2 separate regions of the Homo sapiens genome follow, and region 2 is linked to region 1. Evidence: read pairs that join two places in POLR2A ChIA-PET (ENCODE). Cell type or tissue: PC-9. All regions are shown on one strand. Region 1 overlaps PRRG4 (proline rich and Gla domain 4). Region 2 has its middle 4.6 kb from the start of EIF3M.

Region 1 (2,500 bases):
GATAGTAGCCAAGTAATCCAAAAATAACCAAAAATACTCCAGCAGCAATTAATCCAGTCAGAAGGCCCATAACATCTATTTTCTCTCTGTTGCCATCTTAAAATAAATCATTAAAATAACATAAATATAACAACTATATAGCATCACCTATGATTTCAACAAATTTAATCCTGGTTCTAAACACATTATACAGCATCTAATCATTGATGTTGACTTCTTTCAAGTCTTTGTGCTAGAGAATCTACCTGAAAAAAATTTAAATGACACTTCTAATAGCCCTAGTTATGGTTATTCTTTTATTTATTAAAATATAAATATATTTATTTATTTAAAATATATATATTTTTTAAATATTTAAAATATACTACTTATATTTTAATAATATTTAAAATATACTATTTATATTTTAATAGTATTCAAAATATATTTATATTTTAATAATATTCAAAATATATCTATATTTTAATAATATTCAAAATATATTTATATTTTAATAATATTCAAAATATAATACTTATATTTTAATAATATTCAAAATATAATACTTATATTTTAATAATATTCAAAATATTTTGTTATTTAAATTTATTTATTTAAAAATTATTTATTTAAAAATATTTGAAATATCCATTTATTAAATGGATAATATTCAGCATTAAGTGGGATAAACATATTCACTGCTCAACTAGACATACTTTGGTATTAACCACTGAGATAATATTTATTAAGCAACTCAGGGTAGCTATGCAACATAACCTGCCATGGAGGGGGCCCTACCTAAGAGGAATGAAAGAATAGCTGGCGAAAAAAACACCTGACTAAAATGCAGCTAGAGATGATCAATACAGATGAGATAAAGATCTCCCCTCTCTACAAGTTACTTAATTCGATCCAACAATCTTAATTTATCTAGCATAAATGTTCCATCTGCCTTTAATGGTAAAAAAGAAAAAAAGTTAAAATAGCTTACATCTTGAAATGAATAGAATCTGCTTTTATTCTGTGCAAGTCTTGACTTAGCTGAGCTGTTTAAAACAGCTTTAAGCCCATTATCTCATTTTCCTAGTATCTCACCAAACTTGATTTTCAGTGTATTAAATAGATGAATCTGTCCTTTTCTGTCTGAGATAGCCCGGTGCATAGTTGAGAAATCTCCTTGGATTTATAAGGTATGTATGTTGCGCAACAACCAAACTCAAACAATAAAACTAAAATGTATTACAACAGAGAGAGGATGAGAAAAGCATTAAATTTGATCAATTCTTGTTTTACCTGATTTTGTGGTTGGTCCTTTAGCTGAATATTCCTGCCAAAATGCAATCTAAAAAAAAGGTAAAATTCCCAAGTTTATTCAATATCTTTATTATCACATTTCATTTGGTCCTAATGACCTAGACTAGGGGTAGTAAACTCTTGGCATGCACCATAGGTAGGAGACCAGTTCATTCAAGCTGGAGGGTGTGACTCACTCTAATTAAATCACTACCACCCACAGCTGCCTCTGCCATCTCTCTAATTGTCAAGGGATTACTGCCAGTCCCAGCTCTTTACTACTGTGCCTACTATTTTCCCTTCACCTGACTGGAGCCCCCACTAAAGCATTGGGGGAAATTATTGCATTAGAGAGTAGGTGAAAGTACCAAAGGTAGAAGTTGAGGCTGTGGACCCACTATCATGATTGAACAGGAGACTGAAGTTTTCTATGGGAGGTAAGCCCTCAGTTTGTCTCAGGAGATTTTTTTTTTTTTCCGGACAGGATTACTCTGTTGCCCAAGCTGGAGTGCAGTGGTGTGATCATGGCTCACTGCAGCCTTGACCTTCCAGGCTCAAACGATCCTCCCACCTCAGCCTCCCGAGTAGCTGGAACTACAGGCGCCTGACACCACGCCCAGGTAATTTTTTCTTTTTTGCAGAGATGGAGTTTCATCGTGAAGCCCAGGCTGGTCTTGAACTCCTGGGCTCAAGTAATCCTCCCACCTCTGCCCCGCAAAGTGCTGGGATTACAAGCATGAGCCACTGTGCCCTTCTGGGAGATCTTATTGAAAGGTATTTATTGATTTGGGAAGACATTGTTGAGACAATTTTAAGTTCAGTGCTACTTGAGAGAATAGAAATGAATTTTAAGGAACTATGATAAAATTATAAAAGATTTGTGAAAAACAGAATAAAATTCCAACAGACACAACTACACAGTATATGCTTCGTTTTCCTCCTTAATAGAAACAGCAAATACTTGTAGGGAAGGATACCTGGGGAGGTTCTTATTGAACAAAAAGTAAAATAGGACTCTTAAGAAAGGGAAAAAGGAGCTAGGGTTATGAAATCTACAAAAGTAAAGAATTTAGGGCCAGGCATGGTGGCTCATGCCTGTAATCCTAGCACTTTGTTAGGCCGATGGAGATGGACTGCCTGAGCTCAGGTGTTTGAGACCAGCCTGGGCAACATGGTGAAACCCTGTCTCTACTAAAATACAAAAAATTAGCCAGGCGTGGTGGCATGT
Region 2 (2,500 bases), 260 kb after region 1:
TGAGACTCCAAAAAAAAAAAAAAAAAAGGAAAAGGAATCACCAGGGAGTTGAACAAAGCCCCACCATCTGCAAGGCAGTATTATCTTAGTTTAATTTTTACCTGAAAAATACAACCAAATATGTACAGTTTTTCTTTATTGTTTAATTTGTCTATGTTCCCTTTGTTATCTCCTTTCTGATTAAAAATTCCGGAAAATGTGGATTTAACTATGTTTTTAAGTATTCTATTTGCAAGAGCCATATTAATATATTTGCTTGAAATTGTATTATTGGAGCAAAGTTATATTTTTTACAAGAATGCTTTGCATGACAGTAATATCTAAAATTTGTTTTCAAGTCTGTATCAGCATCTCAGAATGAGGCAATTATTCATCTGATAAACGAAAGTATATTTTTATGCTAAAATAGTATATGTGGCCAGGTGCGGTGGCTCATGTCTGTAATCTCAGCACTTTGGGAGGCTGAGGCAGGCAGATCACCTGAGGTCAGGAGTTCGATCAAGACCAGCCTGGCCCCCATCTCCACTAAGAATACAAAAATTAGCTGGGTTTGATGGTGGGTACCTGTAATCCCAGCTACTTGGGAGGCTGAGGCAGGAGAATCGCTTGAACCCGGGAGGGGGAGGTTGCAGTGAGCTGAGATCGCGCCACTGCACTCCAGCATGGACGACAAGAGCAAGACTGTCTCAGAAAAAAAAAAATAGTATATGTAGTTGATTACCTAAATACTAAGACTATGTATAGAGGGTAATCCATTCTAAATAGGTGTCATTTATAGTATATTAGCACATCATACTTTTACTGAGTTGATGAACTATGAGCTCTGAAAAAGTGGGGATGTGTTCATTATTGCATCCCATCCCTTTTTTATCAACGTGCCTGATAGATGGTGCAATAAGTATTTGTTGTATTAGTGAATGATACTCTAAATGTTAACTCGCTAGATAGATTTGCGACAAATCTTTGAAAATTGCTTTAAATTTTAATTTTGAATGAAAAAAATTTTAATTTTGAATCAAAATGAGTGATCACAACATTCTAGGAACCCATGGAAAAGATTTTTTTTAAGCATGGCAAAGACTGTCAACCTGACATCCGCCCTCTTATTCCTTAGCAGCAGAACTAAGGTGTAGTTGTAGGTGCCACAATGCACCCTTCTATGATACGAAATTGATAAGCTTTCTTATAGCTAGGTGTAGCTGGTGAGATGTGGATGGAAATTTTGAGAGCAGCTTCTGGCAAAGCTCTTTCTTGGAACTGACTCTTTTGCCCTTGCCCCCCACCGCCACCCTCCACTTTTTTTTTTTTTTTTGCCTAAAACATGGACTTGATGGTGGGTGCTACAGCAACCAAACTAAAACCAAGACGTGGCCTTGGTGGAAGCCATGTGGTGGAGAGGAAAGACGGAAGGAGCCCATATCCCTGATGACATTAGGAGAGTGTGATGCCAGCCCATGACGGCCTACCCATGAATTTATTTTACATAAGAGGAAAATAAACCTCCATCTTGTTTAATGCACTATTATATTGTTTTTTTCTTGTATACAGACGAAACTAATCTTGATTGACACAGAGAAAAAAGTTTGAAGTCTAAAGTCATAATTTTGTAAATAAAAGGTTTATGTTAGTGCAAGTTAACAAATTTGTATAATGCATATTGATGGTGGGAATCTTGGAATCTCTCTTAATGCTGTTGCAATGTAACATTGAATTTACAAAGCTACCATCTTAGGATCTCAGAGATTTATAGCTAATAATTAAATTGTATACTAGCGATGCAACATATGATTGCACTGACTTTATAGGTGAAACAAAGGATATTTAAGGCAGTTGATTGGTGACTTACTGAAATATATTGCACCTGAGCAGTAGATCCAGCAGTAGAACTCATGCAGCACCTTAAATCTCAAACACTTTGACCATTAGAAAGCATTCATTTTTACATTAGTCTTCGTATTAAAATTCATGAGGTTAACCTCCTCACTTCACGTGATATAAGCATTTATTGAAACATTCATAAATTTGTTGAATCTGAGGAAGACATATTCATCATTCACGCTTTTAAAATGATTTCAGCAAGGCTTGTCTATACCAGAGTAGAAAACTTAATGCGCTAGGGAAAAGGTTTAGCAACTGCAAACAATGCAAATGCAAGAGTAATTTTATGAGCTAATAATTTTTATATTTTTGGGAAAAAAACTTTATTATTTTGAGCTCCTGTAGGCGCCATACTAACCACAACTCTGTGAGAGTTTGTTGTTGTTGAGATGAAGTCTCTGTCGCCTAGTCTGGAGTGCAGTGGTGCAATCTCACCTCACTGCAACCTCTACCTCCCGGTTCAAGCGATTCTCCTGCCTCAGCCTCCCAAGTAGCTGGGATTATAGGCGCGCACCACCATGCCCAGCTAATTTTCGTATTTTTAATAGAGACAGGGTTTCACCATGGTGGCCAGGCTGGTCTTGAACCCCTGACCTCAAGTGATCCACCAGCCTCAGCCTCC

What was found. ChIA-PET counts read pairs that join two places held together with the same protein. Peaks named below come from ENCODE experiments on the same cell type or tissue, not always from the same donor. Only the 100,000 strongest peaks of a DNase experiment are listed, where the experiment ranks them.
Region 2: POLR2A ChIA-PET joins it to region 1 with 8 read pairs; 1 of 35 experiments calls an interaction of 5 or more read pairs at or near these places.

What each region holds. Positions count from the first base shown.
Region 1 is chr11:32,837,703-32,840,202 of GRCh38, reverse strand. It overlaps PRRG4 (proline rich and Gla domain 4), which reads right to left. Exons shown (of 6, transcript NM_024081.6): 4 at 1,273-1,321; 5 at 1-96. Among named protein-coding and RNA genes, the nearest start is that of PRRG4, 9.0 kb to the right of the region's middle. In PC-9, no CTCF peak of the experiment used is centred here; DNase peaks (open chromatin) are centred at 1,132 and 1,432; H3K4me3 peaks cover 623 bases; H3K27ac peaks cover 1,510 bases.
Region 2 is chr11:32,577,962-32,580,461 of GRCh38, reverse strand. No RefSeq gene overlaps it. Among named protein-coding and RNA genes, the nearest start is that of EIF3M, 4.6 kb to the left of the region's middle. In PC-9, no CTCF peak of the experiment used is centred here; no DNase peak of the experiment used is centred here.